Regions from separate parts of the Homo sapiens genome. Here all the other regions are linked to region 2. Evidence: chromatin loops called from intact Hi-C (ENCODE). Cell type or tissue: heart right ventricle. All regions are shown on one strand. Links, peaks and the distances in the headings refer to the core of each region. The heading gives the core; the rest is flanking DNA.

Evidence for each region. A loop is a pair of places that touch in the nucleus more often than their neighbours do. Peaks named below come from ENCODE experiments on the same cell type or tissue, not always from the same donor. Only the 100,000 strongest peaks of a DNase experiment are listed, where the experiment ranks them.
Region 1: it touches region 2 in a loop (3-fold over the local background); 51 of 110 quality-filtered maps call a loop at or near these places.
Region 3: a loop joins it to region 2, with 4 times the contacts of the local background. A loop is called at or near these places in 51 of 110 quality-filtered maps.

Annotation. Positions count from the first base shown.
Region 1 is chr16:28,875,391-28,885,450 of GRCh38, reverse strand. ATP2A1 (ATPase sarcoplasmic/endoplasmic reticulum Ca2+ transporting 1) reads right to left here and starts at 6,963. Exons shown (of 23, transcript NM_004320.6): 1 at 6,662-6,963; 2 at 6,335-6,352; 3 at 5,868-5,950; 4 at 4,432-4,536; 5 at 2,862-3,000; 6 at 796-876. The coding sequence starts at 6,779. ATP2A1-AS1 (ATP2A1 antisense RNA 1) reads left to right here and starts at 5,530. Exons shown (of 2, transcript NR_046290.1): 1 at 5,530-5,909; 2 at 6,347-6,494. RefSeq lists enhancers at 1,471-2,280, 5,804-6,577, 7,823-7,912, 7,923-7,992 and silencers at 5,314-5,663, 5,684-5,733. In heart right ventricle, for the core only: no CTCF peak of the experiment used is centred there; a DNase peak (open chromatin) is centred at 5,450; H3K4me3 peaks cover 1,749 bases; H3K27me3 peaks cover 475 bases.
Region 2 is chr16:28,940,312-28,950,371 of GRCh38, reverse strand. No RefSeq gene overlaps it. Among named protein-coding and RNA genes, the nearest start is that of NFATC2IP, 5.6 kb to the left of the region's middle. RefSeq lists an enhancer at 1-113. In heart right ventricle, for the core only: CTCF peaks have their summits at 4,423 and 4,634 (motif pointing right); a DNase peak (open chromatin) is centred at 4,641; H3K4me3 peaks cover 845 bases; H3K27ac peaks cover 584 bases.
Region 3 is chr16:28,811,660-28,821,719 of GRCh38, reverse strand. LOC124903672 (a long non-coding RNA gene) reads left to right here. Exons shown (of 2, transcript XR_007065042.1): 2 at 1,699-2,629. It also overlaps the pseudogene RPS15AP33. Among named protein-coding and RNA genes, the nearest start is that of ATXN2L, 6.3 kb to the left of the region's middle. In heart right ventricle, for the core only: no CTCF peak of the experiment used is centred there; no DNase peak of the experiment used is centred there.

The DNA.
Region 1 (10,060 bases), core at 2,535-7,534, 65 kb after region 2:
ATTGCTTGAAGCCAGGAGGCAGAGGTTGCAGTGAGCTGAAATCGCGCCACTGCATTCCAGCCTGGGTGACAGAGCAAGACTCCATCTCAAAAAAAAAAGAAAATGTCAAGCAGTGCTGCCACTGCCACAGCCACTACTAGCGAGCCAGGGGGAGGCCCCAGTGCTGGGTTTTGTTTTGTTTTGTCTTTTTTTTTTTTTTTTGAGATGGGGTCTTGCTCTTGTTGCCCATGCTGGAGTGCAGTGACATGATCTTGGCTCACTGCAGCCTCAGCCTCCTGGGTTCATGCAGTTCTACTGTATCAGCCTCCTGAGTAGCTGGGACTACAGGTGCCTGCCACCACGCCTGGCTAATTTTTGTGTTTTTTGTATTTTTTGGTAGAGATGGGGTTTCACCATGTTGGCCAGGCTGGTCTCTAACTCCTGACCTCAGGTGATCCACCCACCTCGGCCTCCCAAAGTGCTGGGATTACAGGCATGAGCCACCTCGCACAGCCTTTTGTTTTTATTTTGACAGAGACAGGGTGGCCCAGGATGGAGTGCAGTGGTGTGATCACAGCTCACTGCTGCCTTGACCTCCTGTACCCAGGCGATCCTCCTGCCTCAGCATCCTGAGTAGTCAGGACTACAGGCACTCAACAACATGCTCAGCTAGTTTTTAAAATTTTTTTGTAGAGACAGGGTCTCTTTATGTTGCTCAGACAGTGAGGGTTCTCTGTCTTTCCACTCACCTCCCCCTTGTTGCCTCTTCCTCCCCACGTCCCACCCCCATGCATCTTCCCACCCAGGCCAGCAGACCTGTCAGGATGGACTGGTCAACCCGCAGCGTGGTGGATTTGATGGCGAGGATTCGGATGTCTGCAGGGACTTTGTCCCCCACTGTGGAGAGAGTAGGGAAGAGGGAGGTCACTTGGGAATGGAATTTTCTTCCTTCCAAAGAAAAACCCAATCTGTGTCTGACTCGTTCTCCTCATCCATCCTTCAGGTCTCAGGGAGGCTCCCAGGGCTTGCATCAGGCCCTTGGCTTGAGCTCCTGAAGCTGGCAACCCCTCATCGTGACACCCATCCCTTCTGCCCCCGTGTCCACGGCGAGATGGAGTCTCGCTCTGTTGCTCAGGCTGGTCTTGAACTCCCACATCTCTTCCCACTGGCTGTGAGCCCTGAGAAGGGATGGGCAGGTGTACTGCTCAGCACATAGTACATGCTCAATAAATGCCCACTGAATGACTGGAGGGGAAATTAGGGACAGTCCAGCTGTAGGACAAGAAGCTATAATTGAGATTGGGAGACAGGAGTGAGAAAGGCAAGGAGGAAAGGCAAGGAAAGAACTCAGGGAAAACAGGGTGCATTAGAGAGAAGGGGTGTCGGGGTGAGAGAATGAAGTGGACAGCCAGGGAAGGCAAGGAGAAACGGGAAAATATGGAAATTGAGAAAATCGAGGGCAACCAAGAGGAACAGTGGAGGGCAAGGCAGGAGAGGAGTGAGCGGAAGGTATGAGTGGGCAGGACTCAAGGCAGCGGGGGGCACAGGGTGGTCATGGAGAGGACCACATATCGGGAACCTGACAGCCCGGTCTGAGCATCTCAGGGAGGCAGGGAGGCGGGGAGCCAGGGAGAGTGAGCTGGGGACATGGACAAGACAGGATGGGATGGGACAGGAGAGAAGCGGGGGTTGGGCAGGAAACAGGTGTGGAAGAGTGGGGCGGGCAGCACAGGCTGGAGAGTGAATGGGTGGAGGTGAGGCCAGGGAGACGCACAGGTGGGCTGGCAGGCCATGGAAACCACCTTGTCGGGGGGCTGGAGAGGTGGATGCCCAGCCAGACTCAGAGACCTTAGGAGGAGGCTAAGAATCTCCCAGGGCCGCTGCCTAATTCCGCACTGGTCCCACGGATGGTACTGGGGACAGGGTCCAATCGCTTTCCTTTCCCTCTGTTTCTAAGGATCCCTCCTGTGCCAGAGGAAATGGACCGAGGAGGGAGGAGGGAGGTCGGGATAGAGTCGGGCGGGACACCCTGTCACCCAAGCCCGCGTGATATTTATAGACATTCATGGCGCTGACTCCATGCTGTCACGGCGGCAAGGCTGCCCTGTGATGGGGCGCTGGGGTCTTCAGCCTGCCCTCACTCCCTCTGCCCAAGCTCCCTGGGGTGGTGATTCGGATGTCTGCTACAGGGAAGGAGGCCTCTGAAGAGCCATTCCCCCTGGCAGGGGCCTGGAGCTTCGGGAAGGCCTGCTCAGGGCAAACATAAAAACCGCTGAAGGGGGCAGAATCCCAGTAATCTTAGCCACCCGGCCCCCACCCCTCCCTGGCCAGGCATTAAGTGTCCCTTGCCGCGGGCGGGGCCCTCCTTGAGCTCCCTCCTCCCCGGTCGCGTGCTCTGTGCCAGGCCTGAGTTTCCCTTACATGGTCGGGGGCTCGAGCCTTCGGCCTCCCTCCTCCCTTCTGCCCTCGCTCCTTCCCCTTTGAGAGGCCTCAAGGGCACAGAGAGGTCAAGACTGAAAGCTGACCAAGCTTGGGGTGGGTGGAAGGAGGGGGAAGCCAGGCCCGGGAGGGGGTGGAGACGGGGCCATTGGCAGGGACCGGGTTCCACCTGTTGCCTGCGAGTGCAAGTGCAGGGTGAGAGGATGGGGAGCAGGGGGTCTGCCTGCAGCCTCAGGGACAGGACTGGCTGTTCCTGCTGAGACTCCGCTGGGGAGGGGGGGATGTGGCCGGAGTGGCCTGGGATGACCTTCTGAGGAGTCGGAAAGAGAAGCAGACTCCGTCATCCTCCTGGACACCTGGATCCGAGCCTGACCAGCCCCCGGCATCTCCTAGGCCTCAGCCCCAAGGCCTCCCATCCTGGACCAGCCGTCCCTGTCACTCACCAGCCACCTCCACGATGTCCCCAGGGACGATGTCCCGAGCCTTGATCCTTTGCACTGACTTGCGGTCAGCCCGGTAGACCTTCCCCATCTCTGGCTCATACTCCTTCAGGGCCTCGATGGCGTTCTCTGCGTTCCGCTCCTGAGGAGACAGGGTGGAGGAGGCAGGGTTATACACAGGAGGCAGAGTTATGGAGTTGTGGCTCCTGGCACGGGGGAGGCAACAAAACCCCACACAGGCAGGGGTGTGTGTATGTTGAGGAAACTGTCACCTACAGGTGAAAACAGGTGAGAGGGTTTTGGGGAGGGAACAAAGAAGAATCAAAGAAAATCAGGCCGGGCATGGTGACTCACGCCTGTAATCCCAGCACTCTGGGAGGCTGAGGCAGGCGGATCACTTGAAGTCAGGAGTTCGAGACCAGCCTGGACAACATGGTGAAACCCCGTCCGTCTCTACGAAAAGTACAAAAAAAAAAAAAAAAAAAAAAAAAAGCCGGGCGTAGTAGCACGCGCCTGTAATCCCAGCTACTTGGGAGGCTGAGGCACGAGAATCACCAGAACCTGGAGGCAGAGATTGCAGTGAGATGAGATTACGCCACTGCACTCCAGCCTGGGCAAGAGAACGAGACCCTGTCTCAAAAAGAAAAATCTAAATAAAAAATCAAAGAAAATCAGAGGCTGCCCTGCAGATGCTGTCCTGGACCTGTCAGCACCACAGACACAGGTGGCTCTGCTGCGCCTGTAACACTGGGGCAAAGAGAAAGTGCTATTTCTCTCTTTTTTTTTTTTTTGAGACTGGGTCTCACTCTGTTGCCCATGCTGGAGTGCAATTGTGCAATCTTGGCTCACTGCAACCTCCGCCTCCCCATTCAAGTGATTCTCCTGCCTCAGCCTCCTGAGTAGCTGGGATTACAGGCACCTGCCACCATGCCCAGCTAATTTTTTTGTATTTTTAGTAGAGATGGGGTTTTACCATGTTGGCCAGGCTACTCTTGAACTCCTGACCTCAACTGATCCACCCGCCTCGGCCTCCCAAAGTATGAAAGTGGCTATTTCTATCCTCAGTGTTCAGAAACCAGTGAGCACCAAAAAATGGCTTATAGCCTGACATTTCTTAAAACCAAAGCAAGGTAGCATTTGGGTTTTCACTTTGGAAATGACCTAAAAACAAAACAAAACAAAACAAACCAGGAAGCAGAGGACAGGACATGTAGGGGGTGGTCAGGTCAGTGGAAGAAGGAAATCAAGCTAGCGTCTATTGAATTCCTACTGTGTGCCAGGAACATGCATCATCTTAGTCGATTTCACACTGGATTGCTAGCCCCATTTTATGGATGAAGAAACTGAGGCTCAGAGGGATGAAGGAACTTGCTCAGGGTCACATAGCCAGGAAGTGACAGTGGGTCACAGTCTCCCACCTCTTCCCCACACTCCATCCCATTCCAGACCAGGGGATAGGACCAGAGGAAGAGGCAAGTATGGGGGAGGTGATGGAGGAGGAGGAGACTGGAGGGAGGGTTGGCCTCTTCTTCACTGTTGGGACATGAAGGGGTAAGGAAGGGTCAACGCTAACCTGCCAAACCCCCACGATGGCATTGGCAATGAGGATCAAGAGGATGACAAAGGGTTCAACAAAGGCAGTGATGGTCTCTTCACCTTCCTCAAACCAGGCCAGCACCTGGGGAGCAGGGGAAAGGAGAATGACAGGTAATGAGGCCCCAAAACAGATGGAGAAAGGAAGTGGACCACTGCAAAGGGGAGAACTGTGCAGGAGAGTGCAGGAGCCAGCAGGAGGGCCGGGCACCGTCGGGGCGCTGTGGCCCCACATCCGTCTGAGGGTCTGTCCATCCACTGCAGGTCCTGCCACCGCCTTACTCAGCGGGATGGGCGCGCACAGACTTGCACCACTTGGGGGATTAGCTGGGAATGCTTTCAGGTTTCCCTGACCAAGCTGCTGGCTTAGAAGCGAAGCTCAGGCCAACCCCCCGCACAGCCACATCCATCCCACGGGAGCCAAAACCCGAGAGGAAAAACCCTGTGGTCTTCGCAGGCGGTCTGGCCCCCGCAGCCCTCCCCCTCGGCCAAGGCAGGGAAGCTCCGGTTTCACGAGGGAGCCGGAGCGGGGATAGGGTTACGGGGCCTCCTGCGCGCGCCCCGCCCCAGCTGTTGCCACCGCCAGGCAGCAGGCAAATGTCAAGGAGCAAATCTGAGAAGGGAGAGGAGAGGCCCTGCCAGCTTGTGCTTAACGCGACGGGGCCTGCGTTCGGAGACCAAGGCACAGGGAGGCTTTCGTTGCCTCCAGAGTCCCCAGCGAGGCTCACATGCTGCGGAAGAACCCGCGACATGCAGATGGACCGCGGGATGGGGAGTAGCCCCCAGGGCGGGAGAGGAGGCAGAGCCCTGGAGATGCCCTGCGGGGGTGGGGGTGCCTAGGGAGCGCGGGGAAGGGCTAAGGCCAGGCTGGGCGGGTAATGAGGGATGCCAGTGCCCTCCCTGACCGGGCGCCGGGCTCCTTGGAGTCATCATCACACCGCCGCGCTTTCCCGCCACTAGGAGCGAGTCCTCCCCTCGACCAATCAGCGTCAGGAGGCTGGGGAGGGCGGGGCAGGGGCGCCGACGGGCGCGGGGATTGGTGGAGCGGCCGTCCGCCCGGCGCATGCCGGGAGTGGCAGTGGCCCCCCGCGCCGCAGCCGGCATCGCGGCGGGACCCGGAGCCCGGAGTTCGGGTGGGTAACCCGAGCTCTCCAAGCTCTTGAAGCCGCGAGGGTGGCTTAGCTTCGGTGTTTTGGCTGAGAACACCCTTAAAGCTTAAAATAAAACCTGCCTCTGGGGTGCAGGGGAGGAGAGAGGAGGACGCGAATCACACCCGCTGCTGCGCGCCAGCCCGCCCCGTCTGTACAATGGGATGCTCGGGACTCGGACGGGAGGATCCAGTGACTGCGAGCCCCGCATTCGCCCGATCCCAGCCTCACACCCCCAGCCAGCCCCCAGAGACCCTCCCACACTTACGAAGGAAATGCATGCGGCCAGGAGGAGAATCCGCACCAGGAGGTCTTCAAACTGCTCTATCACCAGCTCCCACAGGGTCTTCCCTGGGGGAGGAGGCAAGGGGAGGGCCCCGGGTTAAGGTCTAGTGGGTGAAGGTCTGGGATGGAGCGCCCTGGACTCCGGCCTGCAGTGGGGAGGCTCTAGGGTGGTGGGCAGACAGCTTGGTGCCCAGAGAAGGGCTAAGAAGCTCGCCTGGAGTCCAGAAACAGACTCGGCAAAGTGGGGGGCAGTTCAAGGGTTGGCTGCTTCAAGGAGAAAGCGCCTGGGAGACTTCTGCCCCGGACAGGACTCTAACCTTTAGGGAGGGAGATTTGCCTTTTGGGAAGGGATATTTGCTCAAAGAATCTAAAGAGGCAGGGAGGAGGGAGTGGGACAGGGCGGGGTGGGGGGTGGTCATTTATGAGAGTTCAGGGATTCCAGTAACTTACCTTCCTCAGCAGGGAGCTCTACCCAGGAAAAAGAAGAAAAGGACAGATTCATTTGGGGTTCAGCCTCATGCCCCCCACACCCAAGACTTTGTGGCTAAGAGAATCAGGCCACCTTGAGGTTCATCAAGTTCATCCCATTAAAACCTCCCAAAACTCTGGATCTCGGGACTCTGTTTTCTCAGTATCTTCTTCCCCCTGCGAGCATTGGACAACGGCCCAGCTCTTCCTTAAGAAACCCTGAAGGGAGAAACGCGTGCATGCGTGTGCGTGTGTTTTGGGGGTGCAGGAGGGCATTAATTACCAGCCGCTCTTCCAAGGGACACTTACCATTGAGGCCGTATTTCTCCAGATTCCGCTTAACTTGGTCCGGGGTGAGGCCCGTGGTCTCACTCACCCCAAAATAGGCCAAACATTCCTCCGTGGTTTTAGCATGAGCGGCCTCCATTGTGCTCCCTTCCTGGGGGCCGGGGCCGGTGTGTTCCTTCCAGGGGGTTCCCACTCGTGGGGGGTCTTCCTCAGTGTGTCCAACTGCCTGTCTGCCTGGGTTTCTTCTTTTTACTCTCCTGCCCCCTCCAGGTTTTTCTTCCCTCCACAAAGCTCTGACCCCCGTCCCACTTGAGCAGCCGGCCACCCCCCGGCCCCCAGCTGGTCCTTATGAGGGAGCAGGGGGAGGCCGGGCTCCCCCCTCCACCAGATCAGGGATTGGCTGGCTGAGACTCCAGCAGGAGGTGGTCAGAAAAGAGAGATATTTCTGCTGACAGAGGGGGAACAGTGGGGCTGCAGCCTGAGATGTCACTCATGAGGGACGCAAAGGTAGCCCCAGCCCCAGGGAAGTGGGGTAGGGAGAGACTTCACTTTCTGTCATCTGCTACTGACCCTGCCCCCCCATTGCCTCGACTTCCCCAGCTGCATTGAATTTCCCATTCCAAACTCATCCCCCCAGTTCTTCCCGGAGCCCTCTTCCATCCCCGGCCTCACCTGTCCCTTTCCTCACACCCCCCTTCCTGCCTCATCTGCCCGGAGCCTGTTTCCATTGCCGCAGTCTCCTTCCTCCTCACCCCATTTGCTGAAGCAGTGGCAGAGATACCCCAAGCCTTTGGGGGACTGATGAAGGGAGAACATCTTTTGGGGGCTAGAGGAAGTGAGTGGCTCCTAGAGGGACAAGGGGAAGTGAGGGGAGAGAGTCAAGGGGACAGGGCCGAAGATGGTAACCCTACCCTAGGGAGGGGTTGCCACAGCCATCAACAAGGGATTTAGTGTCCAGGCCCTGGTGAGCAAAGCCAGCACTGCCTGTCTCTCCCCAAAACTGCCCCCCCCCTTCCCCATCGCTCTAACTCAGCCTCTGGGAACAGAGCCCTGAGGGCCCCCCCATCCTGGATAGGGAATCCCCACCCCACCCCCAAGAAAATGGGACACCAAGGCAGCCAAGTAACCCAAGAGGCTACAGAATGTGCTGATGGCAGAGGGGGAGGGGTAACTGTCTCAGGATGGGGGCAGGGGTCACCCCAAGTCGTGCACTGAGGGTCACCTCATCCCACACTGTGCTCTAACCAACGGGGTTTCTGTGGCCAGCCCCAGAGGCCTGTGGTCTGCGCTGCACTCTGCCCTGCTGCATCTGTCCACGAGGGGAACAGGATCAGGCCCATGCTGTGTGCGTGCAGGAGCTAGGCAGACCCCACAGAAAGGTGTCGGGGCCTGGGGAAGCTGGACCAAGCAGGGGCTCCAGACCAAAGGAATGGGGAAGGGTGGACTTCTGGGGACAGGTCTGGGGGAAATAAGGACAGATGTCTAGACCTAGGGGGAAAGGGAGCAGAGACACAGAGCCACCAGGGTCAGAGGGAAGTCCGAGCAGCAGTGGGGAAGAGGGACAGCAGGGAGCCAGGTGGGCGGGGACCCCGGCGCTGGGTGCAAAGCCACAAGTTGTTGCTGAATGCTGGCCTTGGTGTCAGCTTCCTCAGAGAAGCAGCTGCTCTGAGCTGCCCCTCCCCACCCCTGCTCCAGGATGGGGGCGTCTCTTGGTTACCACCAGGGCAGCTGCTGGAGGAGCCGAGGGAGGGTACCAGGGGTGCAGGAAGGGGAGGACAGGCAGGCAGAAAGGCTGGATGAGAGTCAGGGTGAAAGGTCAGTGAGGGGAAGGGGCCTGGTGCCCTGGGCTCAAGTCCGTCCTCTGTCTAGGCCTGTTTCCTGAAATGAGCAGAGGCATGTGGACTTCCTAAGTGTGGCTTCTTAAGGCTGCTTTCCATTCTGGGGCTCAAACTCCGAAGCAGAGGACAGAATAGGAGACAGCAGAGCAAAGAAAAGGGAGGCCCCCACTTTTGGGGAGGGGGATGGCAGCAGGGGTGGATGGAACTTGAGGGTTCAGCCTCCCAGATGCATCCCTTCTGCCTGGACTTGGGTGAGGCGCGGCCTCCTGGGTGAGTTGAGGACAAGGTGCTCCTTCCTGCCTCCTTTTCACAGTTCCAACAAACCCCTCCCCTGAAGCAGAATCCTGCTGTGACCTGAGGGGAGTGGGGGACAGTGGGCTGAATTGGGGGTGCAGGAGAGCATTAGCAGCCTCTCTTCCAAGAGACACAGCCCCCGGCACCTCCACCCGGCCCAGCACCCACCGTCTCCGCTGGACTCAGGCTCACACCCGCCAAGGCTTTTGGCGCTGGCCGGCGTCTCCCCACCGGCACCTGGAGGAGTGACAGGGGCTACTGTCTTACAGCAGTGGGAATGCCCAAACATGGAGAGGGGCAGACGGAGAGATGGGCAGCTTCGAGGGAGTCGAGAGCCTGAGACAGAGGGCAGGGGGCAGGCTTGGCAGCACATTCCTGCCAACAGGCCTTTAAGGTTATTCATTTCTACCTCCCCCGGCTTCCCAGAGGGGGAAACAAGCCAGGGAGGGAAAGCCACCCGCCAGGAGCTGCAGAAGGGCTGCTCTAGGGAAGGCTGTGGGTGTGAACTGCCATGGAGGGAGGCTGAGCCAGAGGCGCCCTCGGGGATCCCTTCCCACAGGGGTCTCCACGCCCAGGGATGGAAAGTGATCCTCCTGTCACACCTGAGGGCTGGAGCTAAAAGCATGGGACACAGAGACACCCTGGCCAGTCCCTGATGAGTGCAGAACTTCGGTTTAACCATCTGTAAAGAAAGGCTTAGAGGGAAAGTCTCTCAGGCCCCAACAGCCAAGACATGCTGGTCTGAGGAGTGGGTGGGTGTCCTCGTCCCCCTCCCCTGCCCATCTTTGGAAGGCAGGTCCCTGAAGGCTGGCAGGGCTGGGGGAGGGGGAGCCTCAGAGCACCAGTTGCTGCTGGAAGATTAGGAGGGGATCAGGCCCTGCTTACCTCGGGGCACCACAGCCTTCACTGGCCATCTCACTAAGAACCCAGCACCCGGCTCTCCAAAGCTTCCCCCACTTTCAAGGCCGGTCCTATCCCCAGTCTCCTGAGGCCAAGGTTTGGGGAGCCCCAGAAATTAGAGCAAGCAGGAGAGCCAGCAGGCTTCCCTCGGCTAGCCCCCCGCCTGGGTGGCCTGGAAGCCCAGCTGTCTCCTGTCCATCTCCCTACAGGACACAAGGCCCAGAATAGCAAGGTCATGAGCGTGGGTAGGGCCTCCTGGAGGTGGGGGCTGAAGCTGAGGGGCATGAGGGTGTGGGCTCCTTGCTGCCTGGGCGGGGAGTGAGGCAGGATGCTGAAAGGCGGAGCTGGACAGTGGGGAAGGGAGAAGGCCGAGCTCAGCGGGTGGGAT
Region 2 (10,060 bases), core at 2,592-7,591:
AGATCGCACCACTGCACCCCAGCCTGGGTGACAGGGCGAGACCCTGTCTCAAAAATGCTTTAAAGAAATAATAAGGCTGGCCGCGCGCGGTGGCTCACGCCTGTAATCCCAGCACTTTGGGAGGCCGAGGCAGGCGAATCACGAGGTCAGAAGTTCAAGACCAGCCTGGCCAACACGGTGAAACCCCGTCTCTACTAAAAATACAAAAATTAGGCGGGCGTGGTGGCGTGCGCCTGTAATCCCAGCTACTCAGGAGGCTGAGGCAGGAGAATTGCTTGAGCCCGGGAGGCAGAGGTTACAGTGAGCCAGATCCTGCCGCTGCACTCCAGCCTGGCCGACAGAGCGAGACTCTCTCTCAAAAAAAGAAAGAAAGATAGAAATAATAAGGCTGGGCGTGGTGGCTCACGCCTATAATCCAGCACTTTGGGAGGCCGAGGTGGGCAGATCACCTGAGGTCAGGAGTTCGAGACCAGCCTGACCAACATGGTAAAACCCTGTCTCTACTAAAATACAAAAATTAGACAGGCGTAGTGGCAGGCGCCTATAATCTCAGCTACTCGGGAGGCTGAGGCAGGAGAATCGCTGGAACCCAGGAGGCAGAGGTTGCACTGAGCCAAGATTGTACCACTGCACTCCAGCCTGGGCAACAGAGTGAGACTCCATCTCAAAAAAAAATCTTATGTATTTATTTATTTTTAAATTTTATTTTATTCATTTATTTAATTTTATTTATTTATTTATTTTGAGATGGAGTTTCGCTCTTATTGCCCAGGCTGGAGTGCAATGGCTCGATCTCGGTTCACTGCAACCTCTGCCTCCCAGATTCAAGCAATTCTCGTGCCTCAGTCTCCAAGTAGCTGGGATTGATTACAGGCGTGCACTACCATGCCCAGCTAATTTTGTATTTTTAGTGGAGATGGGGTCTCACCATGTTGGTCAGGCTGGTCTTGAACTCCTGACCTCAGGTGATCCACCCCCCTCCGCCCCCGCCTTGGCCTCCCAAAGTGCTGGGATTACAGGCGTGAGCCACTGCGCCCGACTATTTATTTTATTTTTTTCTTTTTCTTGATTCGGAGTTTTGCTCTGTTGCCCAGGCTGGAGTGCAATGGTGCGATCTCAGCTCATTGCAACCTCCACCTTCAGGGTTCAAAGGATTCTCTTGCCTCAGCTTCCCGAGTAGCTGGGATTACTGTTGCCTGCCACCTTGCCCAGCTAATTTTTGTATTTTTAGTAGAGACGGGGTTTCACCATGTTGCCCAGGCCGGTCTTGAACTCCTGACCTCAAGTGATCCACCTGGCTCGGCCTCCCAAAGTGCGGGGATTACAGGTGTGAGCCACAGCACCCAGCCTGGCATATGTAAATCTTCATGATGGCTACATAAGCCACTTGCCAGTCTCCAAATTCAGGAATTCAAGGACCTGGGAGCCCTGACGAAATGCCGTCGTCAAGGCAGTTAGCTCTCTTGTCTCCCATTTCCCCTAGGAGGGAAAAGCTTGGCTTCAGTCTTGCTCCAAGATGCAGGCTACCTCCTGTCCTAAAGATATGAAAAGTTTGTGTCTACTCACCCCTACCATACAAGCCAATTCAATAACACAGGTGGTCACCCCACTTACCATCATAAAGTTAGACTGGGGCCAGGCGTGGTGGCTCACGCCTGTAATCCCAGCACTTTGGGAGGCCGAGGCGGGTGGATCACTTGAGGTCAGGAGTTCGAGACCAGCCTGGCCAACATGGTGAAACCCCATCTCTACTAAAATACAAAACAAAATTAGCTGGGCATGGTGGTGTGCGCCTGTATTCCTAGCTACTTGGGAGGCTGAGGCAGGAGGATCAGTTGAACCCAGGAGGTGGAGGTTGCAGTGACCCGAGATCGAGCCATTGCCCTCCAGCCTGGGAGACAGAGCCAGACTCTGTTGCAAAAGAAAAAAAAAAAAGCCAGGCGCGATGGCCCATACCTGTAATCCCAGCACTTTGGGAGGCCAAGGCGGGCGGATGACAAGGTCCAGAGATTGAGACCATCCTGGCTAACACAGTGAAACCCTGTCTCTACTAAAAAATACAAAAAATTAGCTGGGCGTGGTGGCGGGCGCCTGTAGTCCCAGCTACTCGGGAGGCTGAGGCAGGAGCATGGCATGAACCCAGGAGGCGCAGGTTGCAGTGAGCCGAGATTGCACCACTGCACTCCAGCCTGGGCGACAGAGCGAGACTCCGTCTCAAAAAAAAAAAAAAAAAAAAAAGGCTGAACTATGTTTGACTAAAGGTGTTGTCACGTCCTCTTACGTGAGGACTAGTCATTGTTTATCTTGAAAACATGGTATTGCAACCACCCCTATAAACTTGAGAAGAAGGGAGAGGGAGAAATGAAAAGAAACCAAACTTGCGGTGCACTCAGCATTGATCTCAGGGCAGCTGCTCCCTGACCTGCTTCCCCAAAGCCATCTGGTGCCTGTTGCCCCACAGTCACACAGCCCCTGTCAGAAGATTATAGTTCCCCTTAACTGCTCTTGAATCACGGCTTGGACATTACATTAGGTGTTCCCTTTGAGATATTCCTTCAGGTCTTGATGGAACTACTGATTCAGCTGACCTGAAGGACCCCACAAGGAGCTGACTCCCCGCAAAATGCAGCTTCTACACCCTGACAATTTCATCCCCCTTCCCAACCAATCAATGACCCCAATATTCCAGCCCATCACTCCCCACAAACCCCTTAAAAGCCCAGCCCAGAACTCCCTGGAGAGAGATTTGAGGGTCTCCTCCCATCACCTCGCTCGGCACCCTGCAATCATTAAACTCTCTCTGCTGCATCCCCACCGTCTCAGAGTCACAGAGCTGTGACTGCACAGTGGGCATATGAACCTGCAGCTCCTGTAACAATATGGAATTTGAAATTTTATCTTGAAAACAGGATAATGGTTTACACCTGCTTGGCTGTAATGAAGGATATTTCTTTTTGCCTTTGCAATCTTTTACCAGATTGCCAGTGATGTGCATCACATTCTAACTTAATGCTTATTCAAGCCGGGTGCAGTGGCTCACGCCTCTAATCCCAGTACTTTGGGAGGCTGAGGTGGTTGGATCACCTGAGGTCAGGAGTTCGAGACCAGCCTGGCCAATATGGTGGTGTATTTTTCTACTAAAAATACAAAAAATTAGCCAGGCATTGTGGTGGGCACCTGTAATCCCAACTACTCCGGAGCCTGAGGCAGGAGGATCACTTGAACCCGGGAGGCAGAGGTTCCAGTGAGCTGAGATTGTGCCATTGCACTCCAGCATGGGCAACAAGAGTGAAACTCCATGTCAAAAAAGAAAGAAAAATTATGCTTATTCAATAATAAAACCAGCCCGGGCATGTTGGCTTATGCCTGTAATCCCAGCACTGGGAGCCTGAGGTGGGAGGATCACTTGAGGTCTAGGGTTCAAGGCCAGCCTGGGCAATATAGCAAGACCCTGTCTCTACAAAAAGTAATAATAATTAGTGGGTGTCGTGATGCACACCTGTAGTCCTAGCTACTTGGGAGGCTGATTGAGCCCAGGAGTTCAAGGCTGCAGTGAGCTATGATCTCACCACTTCACTCGAGCCTGGGCAACAGAGCAAGACCCTCTCTCTAAAAATAAATAAATACATACAATTTAAGGCCAGGCACAGTGGTTCACGTCTGTAATCCCAGCACTTTGGGAGGCCAAGGTGGGAGGATCACTTCAGGCTGAGCGTTAAGACCCGCCTAGGCAATATAGTAAAACCCCCAACTCTACGAAAAATAATAATACATTTTAAAACTTTTTTTTTTTTGAGATGGAGTTCCACTCTTGTTGCCCAGGCTGGAGTGCAGTGGCACAATCTTGGATCACTGCAACCTCCACCTCCCGGGTTCAAGCGATTCTCCTGCCTCAGCCTCCTGAGTAGCTGGGATTACAGACATGCGCCACCACGCCTGGCTAATTTTTTGTACTTTTAGTAGAGATGGAGTTTCACCATGTTGGTCAGGCTGGTCTCGAACTCCCAACCTCAGGTGAGCCGCCCGCCTCAGCCACCCAAAGTGCTGGGATTACAGGCGTGAGCCATCACGCCAGGCCCATTTTACAACTTTTTAACCAAAAATAATAATAAAACTGTTTTCTGTCTCTACTACCTTTGTGGAGAAGTTTGTTGGGTTTAGATATTTTGTTTCTTAATTATATTTCCCAAACACACTCGCCAACACCTCCTACCAACAATATTGTGCACCTCAGAGACTACACGCCCTCCACACATCCACAGCGTTGGCAACTCCTGCACAACATATATCCCAACACAACACAAACACGCCCCTTCAACACTTCACTCTTCCCACTTTGCCTCCAACCGTATAACCACCTGCCGCCTCACACTTACGTCCCACGCCACACGTCGCTCAGGATACCCACACCGCACACACCCAATACCACATGCTGCTCACACCCACGGTGCTCACAAAACTCGCGCCTCATACATCCACGCAGAACGGCATGTCCACCTCTGCCCTAGTCTCATCCCATACGCCTCCATCCCAACCGCGGCACCGATGTCCCCTGCAGGCGCCCCCCGCTGGACCAGCATGCATTTCCCTTCCCCGTGCAGACTCCGCCAAGGTCAGGACTGCAGGCGCACAACAGCCAGCAGGTGGAGCTGTTTTCCAGGAAACGGAGGCTCCTGGACTCCACCGACTTCCCAGCCCCAGGAGGCCTTCAGCCTCTCTCTGTAGCCAGGCGGCAGGCCAGTCTTGGGCGCTCCCGGGAAACCACTGCAAACCGCAAGCAGGAGGTGGCCCTGAGAGTCTAAAATTTTCAAGTCTCCTTTCCCCAAACCTTGCTCAAGAGCTGAAAGTGCACCTGTAAGTCCCAGCTACTAGGAATGCTTGAGATGGGAAGATTGCTTGAGTCCAGGAGCTCAAGGCTAGCCTGGGCACACATAGCGAGACCTCATCTCTGTTTTTTGTTTTTGTTTTTGTTTGAGACGGAGTCTCGCTCTGTTGCCAGGCTGGAGTGCAGTGGCGTGATCTCGGCTCACTGCAACATCCGCCTCCTGGGTTCAAGCGATTCTCCTGCTCAGCCTCTCAAGTAGCTGGGACTACAGGCGTGTGCCACCAGGCCCGGCTAATTTTTGTATTTCTAGTAGAGGCGGGGTTTCACCATGTTGGCCAGGATGGTCTCAATCTCTTGACCTAGTGATCCACCCGCCTCAGCCTCCAAAAGTGCTGAGATTACAAGTGTGAGCCACCGTGCCCAGCCAAGACCTCATCTCTTAAAAAAAAAAAAAATTATTTTTTGGCCAGGCGCAGTGGCTCACGACTGTAATCCTAGCCCTTTGGGAGGCCGAGGTGGGAGGATCACTTGAGGCCAGGAGCTCAAGTCTAGCCTGGGCAACATGGCAAAACCCCTTCTCTACCAAAAAATACAGAAGTTAGCCAGCCGGGTGTGGTGGTGCACGCCTATAGTCCCAGCTACTAGGGAGGCTGAGGTGAGAGAACTACTCAAATCCAGGAGTTCAAAGTTACGGTGGGCTATGATTGTGCCATTACCCTCTAACCTGGCCTAGCCTAGCCTAGTGAGACCCTGTCTCAAAATAAATAAATAAATAAATAAATAAATAAATAAGATGTCAAATAATAAGAGCTCATGCTTGAGTCCTTGCTAAGCCACTGTTGTATGCTTTACGTGTCATTTAAGACTCATTGATAATGTCCTCATTTTCTGAATTACTATTTCATGGTCTATTTTACAGACCAGGAAATTGCAGTTCAGAGAGCTTAAGCCATGTAGCTGGAAAGGGGTGGAGCCAGGATTCACATAAACCCAGCTAGTCTGGGCCAGGCACAGTGGCTTATGCCTGTAAACCCACCACTTTAGGAGGCTGAGGCAGGCGGATCATCTGAGGTCAGGTGTTCAAGACCAGCCTGGCCAACATGATGAAACCCTGTCTCTACTAAAAATACAAACAAACAAAAAAAATCTAGCTGGGCAGCTGGGCTTGGTGGTGTGTGCCTGTAGTCCCAGCTACTCAAGAGGCTGAGGCAGGAGAATTGCTTGAACCTGGGAAGTGGAGGTTGCAGTGAGCCAAGATTGCACCACTGCACTCCAACCTGGGTGACAGAACCAGACTCCATCAAAACAAACAAACAAACAAACAAAAAACAGCTAGTCTGATTCCAGGGCACTTGGTGGGAGGCAGCACACCTCTGTCCCAACCTCAACTTCCTGGGAGACTCCCCAAAGTGGCAGAGCCCACAAGGGTGTCTCCTTCCTCTGCACCCCAAATGCGTAAAGTACCCATCACAGCACTTCCCACAGCCCTTCATTCACTCTTCCTCCTCCTTCCCCACTCATTCCTTGACCCTTCTCATCCCCCAGCTGGGGAGCAGGGGCACAGAGATGACTTGGACATGGATCCGATCCCAGCAAGACAGGATGTGTTCTTTTTGTTTTCTATTTTTTGAGACAGAATCTTGCTCTGTCACCGAAGCTAGAGTGCAATGGCGCGATCTCGGCTCACTGCAACCTCCGCCTCCTGGGTTTGAGCAATTGTCATGCCTCAGCCTCCCCAGTAGCTGAGACTACAGGCACAAGCCACCATGCCTGGCTAATTTTTGTATTTTTAGTAGAGACAGGGTTTCACCATGTTGGCCAGGCTGATCTCGAACTCCTGACCTCATGATCCACCCGCTTCGGCCTCCCAAAGTGCTGGGATCACAGGTGTGAGCCACCAAGCCTGGCCAGCAGGATATTTTCACCAGGAGTCACAGGCTCAGGTGCTTCAGACAGGCAGGAAACCAAGATGAATGAGGCAGGCTGGGAAAAAAGGTAATAGGGAACAGCAAGGATTACAGCCATGTGAGAGCTTATTTTAGCTGAAGCTTAAGGTAGGGGATTATGGCAATGTGAACAGCTGGTGGGGAGCAGACAAATGCTGCACCAGATGATCTGGATTTTTTTTGGAGTCTCAGAGACTTGTGTTCAAGATGCAAGCATAAAGAAGTACTAGAGGTTTGTATTCCAAATGCATGCATACACTAAGCAAAATATAATGAGGAGTGCTGCTTTTTTTTTTTTTAATAGGTAGCTAAGCTCAAAGGGAAGACAGAATCTTCTTGGTTCCAGAATAAGGAGGAAAATCAAAGCCACAGTGGTGGGGGCAGTGGGGACAGTGAAGTCAAGCAGCCTGTGGGAATGCAGGAATCCCCTACGATTGGCATTTTAACACCCACATGGGGGCCGGGCAAGGTGGCTCACGCCTGTAATCCCAGCACTTTGGGAGGCCGAGGCGGGTGGATCAGGAGGTCAGGAGTTCAAGACCAGCCTGGCCAACATAGAGAAACTCCCCCCGACCCGCCACCGTCTCTACTAAAAATATAAAAAATTAGCCGGGCATGGTGGCAGGCACCTGTAATCCAAGCTACTCAGGAGGCTGAGGCAGGAGAATCGCTTAAAGCCAAGAGGCAGAAGTTGCAGTGAGCCAAGATCACACCATTACACTCCAGCCTGGGCTTTAATCCCAGCACTTTGGGCTTTGGGAGGCTGAGGTGGGTGGATCACTTAAGGCCAAGAGTTCGAGACCAGCCTGACCAACATGGAGAAACCCCGTCTCTACTAAAAATACAAAAATTAGCCGGTATAGTGGCACGTGCCTACAGTCCAAGCTACTCAGGAGGCTGAGGCAGGAGAATCGCTTGAACCCAGGAGGCGGAGATTGCAGTGAGCTGAGATCGCACCTCTGCACTCCAGCCTGGGCAACAGAGCAAGACGTCATCTCAAAAAAAAAAAAAAAAATCCATCCCCAGGCCCTGGCTCACAATGTAGAAGCGAGCCGCCTGAGAATGAATGGAAAAAGCCATCCAGGCACTCAGAACCCCAAAGCTAACCAAAGTATAGGCTTGGAGTTAGCCCAAACCTCTGGTGCAGAAACCTGTTCTGAGGAACTCATAAATAAAATGGTCAGAATCTTGTGCAGCCTGTAAGACTGTGGCAGGAGCCAAAGCAAGCCGGCCCCAGAGGTTGTCAGTGGGGCCCCAGGAACCCATGAGGCTGTCACAGGCAGGAGAAACATAAAGAAGTCAAAGACACCTTCCGTGAAATCAAAGAAATCTTCCATGGGGACTTCCATTCTCATGGCTCATGGGGTCACCATGGAAGGTTTTTGTTGTTGTTTTGAGACAGAGTCTCGCTCTGCTGCCCAGGCTGGAGTGCAGTGGTGCCATCTCGGCTCACTGCAACCTCCGCCTCCCGGATTTAAGCAATTCTCCTGCCTCAGCCTCCCGAGTAGCTGTAATTACAGGCGCCTGCCACCATGCCCGGCTAATTTTTGTATTTTTAGTAGAAACGGGTTTCGCCATGTTGGCCAGGCTGGTCTCGAACTCCTGACCTCAGTTGATCCCACCTGCCTTGGCCTCCAAAAGGGCTGGGATTACAGACATAAGCCACTGTGCCCTGCCTCCATGGAAGGTTTCTTTGACTTCTTTTACATGCCATGTAAAAGTAATAGTAACTACAGCATGCCTCCGCCTTAATGGGATTTTATAGCTGAGGCAGTGGAGGGTCAGGTTAAGTTGCCTAAAGTCAGTTAGCAATTGAAGTATTTAATTTATCTGTGCCCCAATCTCCTTAGCTGTAAAATAATAATAATTTTTAGTGTACTTTCCTCATAGGACAGTGGTAAAGATAAAATGAGTCGCCACCTGGAGAACGGTACGATGCCTGGCACATCGTAGTAATGTTAATACAGATGAAAGAAGTTTTAGGGGCTGGGTGCCTGTAATCCCAGCACCCTTGGGAGGGCAAGGCAGGCAGATTGCTTGAGGCCAGGAGTTGCAGTGAGCTATGATCAAGCCACTGCACTCCAGCCTGGGTGACAGAACAAGACTCTGTCAAAAAAAAAAAAAAAAAAAAAAAGGCCAGGCGCAGTGGCTCACGCCTGCAATCCCAGCACTTTGGGAGGCTGAAGTGGGTGGATCACCTGAGGTCAGGAGTTCGACATCGGCCTGGCCAACATAGTGAAACCCCGTCTCTACTAAATATACAGAAATTAGTCGAGTGTGGTGACACATGCCTATAATCCCAGCTACTCAGGAGGCAGAGGCAGGAGAATCGCTTGAACAGGGAAGAGAGAGGTTGCAGTGAGCCGAGACAGTGCCACTGCACTCCATCCTGGGTGACAGAGCGAGACTCCGTCTCAAAAAAAAAAAAAAAAAAAAAAAAAAAAAGATGAAGTAAGTTTTACATGCTCAGAGATAAAGAAGAAATTTCTACAACAAAAACAGGGTGGGAGGTCGAGGCAGGGAGCTGTTAACTGGGGGCCAGGAGATAGAGACCAGCCTGGCCAACATGGAGAAACTCCATCTCTACTAAAAATACAAAAATTAGCCAGGTGTGGTGGCACAGGCCTGTAATCCCAGCTACTTGGGAGGCTGAGGCAGGAGAATAGCTTGAACCCAGGAGGCAGAGGTTGCAGTGAGCCAAGATGGCACCACCCACTCCAGCTTGGGTGACAGAGTGAGACCCTGTCTCAAAAAAAAAAAAAAAAAAAAAAAAAAGAAAGAAAGAAAAGAAATGGTGAAAATAATATTAATAGTATACCTACCTCATAGGGTCGTAAAGATAAAATGAATGAATATACACAAACATACATAACATGTCCATAAAATATACATAAAATATTTGAATACAATCCTGCCACATAATAAGTGCTTACTATCTTTGTGAAGTTATTGTAACGATAAAATTTGCTCATTGATATTAGTGCTTAGAACATAGTAAGGTCGGGCACTGTGGCTCACGCCTGTAATCCCAGAACTTTGGGAGGCTGAGGCAGGTGGATCACCTGAGGTCAGGAGTTTGAGACCAGCCTGGCCAGCATGGGGAAACCCTGTCTCTACTAAAAATACAAAATTATCCGGGTGTGATAGTGGGCGCCTGTAATCTCAGCACTTTGGGAGGCCAAGGTTGGTAGGATCACTGGAGCCCAGGCATTCAAGACCAGCCTGGGCAGCATGAGGCATTCAAGACCTCATCTCTACAAAAAATAAAAAATGAGCTGTGGCCGGGTGC
Region 3 (10,060 bases), core at 2,180-7,179, 130 kb after region 2:
AAAGCAGTGGGGAGCTTATTTAAGAAAGTGAAAAGAGGCTGGGCATGGTCTGTAATCCCAGTACTTTGGGAGGTTTGAGGTCAGGAGTTTGAGATCAGCCTGGCCAACATGGTGAAACCCTGTCTCTACTAAAAATGCAAAAATTAGCTAGGCGTGGTGGTGCATGCCTGTAATCCCAGCTACTCAGGAGGCTGAGGCAGGAGAATCACTTGAACCAAGGAGGCGGAGGTTGCCGTGAGCCCAGATCGCACCACTGCACTCCAGCCTGGGTGACAGAGCAAGACTCCTTCCCCCCAAAACAAACAAAAAAACAAGTGAAAAGAGGTCAGATTTGCATTTTTAAAGGTTTACTCTTTGCAACGTGGAGAATGGAGTGGAGCTGTTAAGTCCATGTGGTCTTAATCCCAGCGAAACTCTCAATGTCTCAATCTCTTCGCTCTAAATGTTAGCATTGGAACTCTTCCCAGCCCCTGCACCAAACACATGCACACCTAGCTACAACACTGCCTTACTTTTTGGGTAATAGTCCTTCGCCCTGCCTCGCTCCTGCCTTCAGATGTGCTAGTTTCCCCTCCTGTGTGCTCGCCGAGCAATTTATCCCACTGTATTCTAACAGCTCCTTTAATTCTGTCTTCCTGCTAATGTCAGCTCCCTAAGGGTTAGGATCTTGACTTATTTCTTGCTCTGCAGTACTCTAGCACACTGCAGGCACTCAATGAAATATCTGTAAGGTGAGTGGATCCAAATGATGTTTTTTTGTTTGTTTTTGAGATGGAGTTTTGTTCTTATTGCCCAGGCTGGAGTGCAATGGCGCGATCTCGGCTCACCACAACCTCCGCCTCCCGGGTTCAAGCGTTTCTCCTGCCTCAGCCTCTTGAGTACCTGGGATTACAGTCATGCACCACCACACCCGGCTAATTTTGTATTTTTAGTGGAGACGGGGTTTCTCCATGTTGGTCAGGCTGATCTTGAACTCCCGACCTCAGGTGATCCACCCGCCTCGACCTCCGAAAGTGCTGGGATTACAGGCATGAGCCACCACGCCCAGCCCAAATGGTGTTTTAAAGGTCATCATGTCTCCTGGGTTCCCTAACAAACACAGTCCAGCTTTTTCCTGGCATTACCTGGACCACCTGATGCCATGCCACCTCTCTACCCTCATTGACAGATTGTGAGCACTGAGCACTCTAACCCCCTTCCATCTACCCCATCCTGCTCCACACTCAAATTCTGAGTTTTAGCCCCATGAAACTTCTTTCTCCATAGCTTGCCTTGCCCTTGCTAGTGGCAGCTAATTTGCATGGGGTCTACAGCAACCTCAATTCTTGCCTCCTCAGAAGAAAGAATTCCACCAAGGGGCATAAGGCAGAGGGAGAGACAGAGGCAAGTTTTAGAGCAGGAGTGAACGTTTATTAAAAAGTTTTAGAGCAGGAATGAAAGGAAGTAAAGTACACTTGGAAGAGGGCCAGGCGTGAATGACTTGACAGATTCAAGTCCCTGGTTTGACCTTTGACTTGGGGTTTCATATGCTGGCATGCTTCCAGGGATTTACGGTTTGCATCTCTTCTCCCCTGATTCCTACCTTGGCATGGGCTGTCCACATGCACGGTGGCCTGCCAGCACTTGGAGGGGCCACAAGCACAGTGTGTTCAGTATACTGAAGTGCACATGCTCACTTAAGACGTTCTTCCCTTACAGATCTAGCATTCCTGGAGGAAGGGCATGTACCATTAAACTCCGCCATTTTGCCTCTTGGTGCATAAGCTTGAGCCCATTTACCCAACTTCTGAGATCTTATCGAGAAGCTGCTGATCATCAGTTTCAAGTGTTTTCCATCTATTTGGAGACTGCCTTTCCCTGGTGCTGGCTGCAACCAATTACTATTTTAGAGACAAGTTTAACAACCACCTGACCATCACCTGATGGTTGCCTAACATTCCTGGTGGTGGGGTTGGGGCAGCACTCCTGCCCCAACAATGGGAATGTTGTCTTATCGTGTGCAATTTAAAAATTATATCACTATGGCCAGGCTCAGTGGCTCACGCCTGTAATCCCAGCACTTTGGGAGGCCGAGGTGGTTGGATCGTGAGGTCAGGAGTTCGAGACCAGCCTGGCCAATATGGTGAAACCCCGTCTCTACTAATAATACAAAAATTAGCTGGGTGTGGTGGCTCACGCCTGTAGTCCCAGCTACTCGGGAGCCTGAGGCAGAAGAATCGCTTGAACCCGGGAGGTGGAGGTTGCAGTGAGCCAAGATCATGCCACTGCACTCCAGCCTGGATGACAGAGCCAGACTCCATCTCATAAAAAAAAAAAAAAAAAAAAAAAGAAAAGAAAAAGAAAGCAAACTTCAAAAGACTGTGCTACCTTTTGTATACTGTGCTACCTTTTGTATAAGGAAGAAGGGGAAATATGAAGACATAAATGTATCTGCAGGTTTTTGCCAAGAAAAACAAAGTATAAACCAGAAACTCATCAAATTGATTACCTGTGATGGGGGGATGGGGGAAAATGAGGATTGCTTGAGCTCAGGAGGTCCTGGCTGCAGTGAGCCGTGATCTCGCCACTGCACTCCAGCCTGAGCGACAGAGCGAGACCCTATCTCAAAATAAAAACAAAACAGACAGTATGGGGAAAATTGATAAATTTGGAATATAGACTACAAAGTATTGCATCCATGATAAATTTCCTGAATGTGTTATGACTCTACTGGAGATATGGAAGGATGTATTCTTTTTTGTGGTTGTTGAGACAGGGTCTCGCTCTTGTCACCCAGGCTGGAGTGCAGCAGTGGGGTCTTGGCTCAATGCAGCCTCCACCTCCCAGGCTCAAGAGATCCTCCCACCTCAGTCTCCCAAGTAGTTGTGGCTGGAACTATAGGTGTGCACCACCACGCCCAGCTAATTTTTTGTTTCTTGGTTTTTTTTTCTTTTGGTAAAGATGGGGTTTTGCTGTGTTGCCCATGCTGGTCTTGAACTGCTGGCCTCAAGCTATCCACCTGCCTCTGCCTCCCAAAGTGTTGGGATCACAGATGTGAGCCACCATGTCCGGCCAGGGTGTTTTTTTGTTTTGTTTTGTTTTTTGTTTTTTGAGACAGAGTCTCCCTCCCTCTTGTCACCCAGGCTGCAGTGCAGTGGTGAGATCCCAGCTCACTGCAACCTCCGCCTCCTGGGTTCAAGTGATTCTCCTGCCTCAGCCTCCCGAGTAGCTGGGATTACAGGCGTGTGCCACCACGCCTGGCTAATTTTGTATTTTTAGTAGAGAGGGGGTTTCTCCATGTTAGTCAGGCTGGTCTTGAACTCCTGACCTCAGGTGATCCACCCTCCTTGGCCTCCCAAAGTGCTGGGATTACAGGCGTGAGCCACTGCGCCCGGCCTAATTTTTGTATTTTTAGTAGATACGGGGTTTCACCACATTAGCCAGGCTGGTCTTGAACTCCTGACCTCAAGTGATCTGCCCACCTTGGCCTCCCAAAGTGCTGGGATTACAGGCGTGAGCCACCAAGCCCAGCCCAGGGTATATTCTTAGTAAATATATAAAGAAGTATGATGGGGCAACAGAGTGTGATAGATGCAACCTACTCTCAAATGTTTCCAAAAGGCCAGGTGTGGTGGCTCATGCCTGTAATCTCAGCACTTTGGGAGGCTGAGGTGGGTGGATCATTTGAGGTCAGGAGCTCGAGACCAGCCTGGCCAACATGGTGAAACCCTGTCTCTACTAAAATACAAAAAATTAGCCAGGCGTAGTGGTGCGCGCCTGTAGTTCCAGCTACTCGGGAGGCTGAGGCAGGGGAATCGCTTGAACCCGGGAGGTGGAGATTGCAGTGAGCCGAGATCTTGCCACTGCACTCCAGCCTGGCAACAGAATGAGTCTCACACACAAACAAGGTTTCCAAAAAAAGCATATATATATATATATATATACACATACACACACATATATATGTATAATATACACACAGAAAGAGAAAATGCAAATGTGGCAAAATATTAACAACTGGTGAATCTGGGTAAATGTTATCCTGACGTTCTAGACTTTCCTGGAAACGCTAGCCTTTTAACATCTCTGTACATTTGAAATTGTTTCAAAATAAAGAATTTGAAGCCCAGGCATGGTGGCTCACACCTGTAATCCCAGCACTTTGGTAGGCCGAGGTGGGCAGATCACCCGAGGTCAGGAGTTCAAGACCAGCCTGAGCAACATGGATAAACCCCATCTCTACTAAAAATACAAAATTAGCTGGGCATGGTGGCGCATGCCTGTAATCCCAGCTACTCGGGAGGCTGAGGCAGGAGAATCGCTTGAACCTGGGACACAGAGGTTGCGATGAGCCGAGATCGTGCCATTGCACTCCAGCCTGGGCAACAAGAGTGAAACTCTGTCTCAAAAAAAAAAAAGAATTTGCACATAAGTAGTAAAATTAGTTCAAAGCTTTTGGAAATATAAAAATAGTAAAAATTGGCTGGGCACAGTGGCTCACGCCTGTAATCCCAGCCCTTTGGGAGGCCGAGGCAGGCAGATCACGAGGTCAGGATATCGAGACCATCCTGGCTAACATGGTGAAAACCCATCGCTACTAAAAATACAAAAAAATTAGCCAGGAATGGTGGTGGGCGCCTGTAGTCCCAGCTATTCGGGAGGCTGAGGCAGGAGAATGGCGTGAACCCGGGAAGCGGAGCTTGCAGTGAGCCAAGACGGCGCCACTGCACTTCAGTCTGGGTGACAGAGCAAGACTCCGTCTCAAAAAAAAAAGTAAAAATTGTCCAGGCGCAGTGGCTCATGCCTGTAATCCCAGCACTTTGGGAGGCTGAGGCAGGCAGATCACTTGAGGTAAGGAGTTCGAGACCAGCCTGGCCAACATGGTGAAACTCCATCTCTACTAAAAATACAAAAATTAGCCGGGCCTGGTGGCAGGCGCCTGTAATCCCAGCTACTCGGGAGGCTGAGGCAGGAGAATCGCTTGACCCTGGGAGGTGGACAGAGGTTGCAGTGAGCCGAGATCATGCCACTGCACTCCAGCCTGTGCGACAGGTGGAGACTCCATCTCAAAACAAAAACAGAAAAAAACCCCAACAAACAGATGAATGGATAAAGAAAATGTGGTACATATATATAATGGAGTACTATTCAGCCATAAAAAAGAATGAGATCCTGTCATATGTGACAACATGAATGGAACTCGAGGTCATGATGCTAAGTGAAATAAGGTGGGCACAGAGACAAGCTTCAAAAGTTTTCACTTATTTGTGGGAGCCAAAAATGAAAAACAGTTGAACTCCTGGAGACAGAGAGTAGAAGGATGTTTACCAGAGATTGGGAAGGGTAATGGAGGCAGGGAAGGCAGAATGGTTAATGGGTACAGAGATATAGTTAGATAGAATAAATAAGATCTAGTATTTGTTTGTAATGACTTCTGGATTAAGCATTTTAAAAAAGATCTTAGCTGGGCGTGGTGGCACATGCCTGTAGTCCCAGCTACTCGGGAGGATGAGGCAGGAGGATTGCTTGAGCCTGCTGGGAGGTCAAGGCTGCAGTGAGCAGAAATCACGCCACTGCACTCCAGCCTGAGTAACACAGAGAGACCCTGTCAAAAAAAAAAAGAAAAGGATTAAAAAAATTACTTGATAGCACAACAGGGTGACTACAGTCAACAATAATTTATTGTACATTTAAAAATAACTAAAAGAGGGCCAGGCGTGGTGGCTCACGCCTGTCATCCCAGCACTTTGGGAGGCCAAGGCAGGTGGATCACTTGAGGTCAGGAGTTCGAGACCAGCCTGGCCCACATGGTGAAACCCCGTCTCTACTAAAAATACAAAACTCAGCCAGGTGTGGTGGTGGGTGCCTGTAATCCCAGCTACTCGGGAGGCTGAGACAGGAGAATTGCTTAAACCTGGAAGGCAGAGGCTGGGTGTGGTGGCTCACGCCTGTAATCCCAGCACTTTGGGAGGCCAAGGCAGGTGGATCATGAGGTCAGGAGTTCGAGACCAGCCTGACCAACATGGTGAAACCCCCGTCTCTACTTAAAATACAAAAATTAGCCAGGCATGGTGGTGCACGACTGTAATCCCATCTACTCAGGAGGCTGAGGCAGGAGAATCGCTTGAACACGCAAGGTGGAGGTTGCAGTGAGCCGAGATTGCACCATTGCCCTCCAGCCCGGGCAACAGAGAAAGACTGTCTCAAAACAAACAAACAAACAAACAAACAAAAAAACCTGGAAGGCAGAGGTTGCCGTGAGCCAGGATCTCACCACTGCACTCCAGCCTGGGCGACAGAGTGAGACTCCATCTCAAAAAAAAAAAAAAAAGGCTGATCATGGTGGCTCACGCCTGTAACCCCAGCACTTTGGGAGGCTGAGGTGGGCACATCACCTGAGGTTGGGAGTTTGAGACCAGCCTAACCAACATGGAGAAATCTCTACTAAAAATACAAAATTAGTTGGGTGTGGTGGTGCATGCCTTTAATCCCAGCTACTTGGGAGCCTGACGCAGGAGAATCGCTTGAACCCAGAGGCAGAAATTGCAGTGAACCGAGATCGCGCCATTGCACCCCAGACTGGGTGACAAAAGTGAAACTCTGTCTCAAAAAACAAACAAACAAACAAACAAAAAACCCTAAACTAAAATAGTTTAATTTGATTCTTTGTAACACAAAGGATAAACGTAGGAGGTGCTGGATACCACATTTACCCTGATGTGATTATTATGCATTGTGTGCCTGTATCAAAATATCTCATGTACCTTGTAAATATATACACTTACTACGTTCCCACAAAAAATAAAAATAAAAAACTAAAAAAAGAGATAGTTATCTTTCATACAAGGAAAGTTCTCACTGTTTCTCCAAAATGAGACTCACTGTCATAATGATCATTGCACCAGTTGCTGGCTATTTTAATTACTCCTCAAATTAAGTCATAGTCTTGAATGTTCTGCTACCTAAAGGCCGAATTGTAGAGCTAACCTCCAATAACTTGTATAAAAAATAAGAACGAGGAGAGAAAAAAAAGAAAGCTCTTTCCTCCATCTTCCCCTGCCACCAAAATGGCGCATATGACTGTCCCGGCTGATGCTCTCAAGAACATTGACAGGCTGGGTGCTATGGCTCATGCTTGTAATCCCAGCACTTTGGGAGGCTGAGGCAGGCAGATCATGAGGTCAAGAGATCAAGAACATCCTGGCCAACATGGTGAAATCCTGTCTCTACTAAAAATACAAAACTTAGCTGGGCGTGGTGGCGCACGCCTGTAATCCTAGCTACGCGGGAGGCAGGGGCAGGAGAATCGCTTGAACCCGGGAGGCAAAGGTTGCAGTGAGCCGAGATCGCACCATTGCGCTCCAGCCTGGTGAAAGAGGGAGACTCCGTCTCAAAAAGAAAAAAAAAAAAAATAGAACATCAACAATGCCAAAAAGAGAGGCAAAATGCCAGGTACCTATTAGGCCATTCTCCAAAGTCATCGTCCAGTTTCTAACTGTGATGATGAAGCATGGTTACATTGGCGAATTTGAAATCACTGATGATCACACAGCTGGGAAAATTACTGTAAACCTCACAGGCAGGCTAAACGTGGGATCAGCCCCAGATTTGATGTGCAAAGATCTAGAAAAATAGCAGAATGATCTGCTTCCATCCCGCCAGTTTGGTTTCATTGTACTGACCACCTCAGCTGGCATCATGGACCATGAAGAAGCAAGACGAAAACACACAGGAAGGAAAATCCTGGGACTCTTTTTCTAGAGATGTAACACATATTTACAAATAAAATGCCTATGGACCAAATAAAAAAAAAAAGATGGCTAGCATGTACAAATAAAGACATGAATATATTATGCAAAAAGGGGCCAGGTGCGGTGGCTCACGCCTGTAATCTCAGGACTTTGGGAGGCCAAGACGGGCGGATCACTTGAGGTCAGGAGTTTGAGACCAGCCTGGCCAACATGGTGAAACTCCATCTCTACTAAAAAATACAGAAATTAGCCAAGCATGGTGGCACATGCCTGTAATCCCAGCTACTCGGGAGGCTGAGGCAGGAGAATTGCTTGAACCCGGGAGGCAGAGGTTGTAGTGAGCTGAGATTGAGCCACTGAACTCCAGCCTGGGCGACAGAGTGAGAGTCCATCTCAAAAAAAAAAAAAAAAAAAAGCAAAAAGGAAATATGACAAGCTTCCAAGATCCTCAGTTCTGTAATTGGTCATGAGCCCATAATTGGTAACTATGTTCCCTTCTGTAAGTATCCAAAAATCCTTGGGCTCCGATAATTGGGCTTTTTACCTGGTAGGATGAGGCAAAGCTTCATTCCTAAAGGGTCCGCATTGTCCTGCCTTCTTTTAGTTACCACAGTTTTTCAGTAACATGTATTATTGGGCATAGAAATAGTAAGAGGCACTCCAGAGAAACCCGGGATTCAGACACACCATCCTTACCCCCATGGTGTGGCAGCAACCCAGTTTCCTCCTGGTCATAAGGATCAATAACTCCAGCCAGTAGAGTAACCCCATTTTCTGCGGTTGGTTCAGTGGCCTAAAAAGTCCAACATGACCAGGTGGCAGTCTCATTTTCCAATTCAATGGTATCATTGTTGTGTCCCTGATGGAAGAATTCCTCCCTTGAGGACTAAGTCTTCCAAGTCAGCAGAGCTCAAACTTACCAAGACAGGAAACAAAAAATCTGCAAGTGGGTTATTTGGTAGAATAGTGAGACTGGGCGAGGTGGGAGGATGGTTTGAGGGCAGGAGTTTGACAACAGCCTGGGCAACATGGCCAGAACCTGTCCACGCCCCCACCAAACAAAAAGAAATACAAAAATTAGCCAGGTGTGGTGGCACGCACCTGTAGTCCTAGCTACTTGGGAGGCTGAGGCAGGAGGATTGCTCAAGCCCAGAAGTTCAAGGCTGCAGTGAGCCATAATTGCACCACTGTACTCCAGGCTGGGTGACAGAATAAGACTTTGTCTTTAACAAACAATTTTTTGATCAGGTGTGGTGGCTCACACCTGTAATCCCAGCACTATGGGAGGCTGAGACAGTCAGATTACTAGAGGCCAGGAGTTTGAGACCAGCCTGACCAACATGGCGAAACCCCATCTCTACTAAAAATGCAAAAATTAGCTTGGTGGCCAGACGCGGTGGCTCATGCCTGTAATCCCAACACTTTGGGAGGCCAAGGAGGTTGGATCACGAGGTCAGGGGTTCAAGACCAGCCTAACCAACATGGTGAAATCCTCTCTGTACTAAAAATACAAAAATTAGCCTGGCGTGGTGGCGCATGCCTGTAATCCCAGCTACTCAGGAGGCTGAGGCAGGAGAATCACTTGAACCCGGGAGGCAGAGGTTGCAGTGAGCCAAGATAGCGCCATTGCACTCCAGCCCCGGGGACAAGAGTGAAACTCCATCTCAAAAAAAAAAAAAATTAGCCAGGCGTCAGCTGGGCACAGTGGCTCACGCCTGTAATCCCAGCACTTTGGGAGGCCGAGATGGGTGGATCACGAGGTCAGGAGATCAAGACCATCCTGGCCAACCTGGTGAAACCCCATAAAAGTACAAAAAAAAAAATTAGCTGGGTGTGGTGGTACGTGCCTGTAAACCCAGCTACTCGGGAGGCTGAGGCACGAGAATCGCTTGAACCCGGGAGGCAGACTGCAGTGAGCCAAGATGGCGCCACTGCATTCCATCCTGGCGACAGAGCGAGACAACATCAAAAAAAAAAAAAAAAAAAAAAATTAGCTAGGCGTGGCGGTCAGCTACTTGGGAGGCTGAGGCACAAGAATCGCTTGAATCCGGAAGGCGGAGATTGCAGTGAGCTATGACACTCCAGCCTGGGCGACAGAGTGAGAGTTTGTCTCAAAAAAAAAAAAAAAAAAACAAACGGCCAGGCACAGTGGCTCACGCCTATAATCCCAGCACTTTGGGAGGCCAAGGCGGGCGGATCATGAGGTCAGGAGATGGACACCATCCTGCTAACACGGTGAAACCCCGTCTCTACTAAAAACACAAAAAAAATTAGCCGGGCGTGGTGGCGGGCGCCTGTAGTCCCAGCTACTCTGGAGGCTGAGGCAGGAG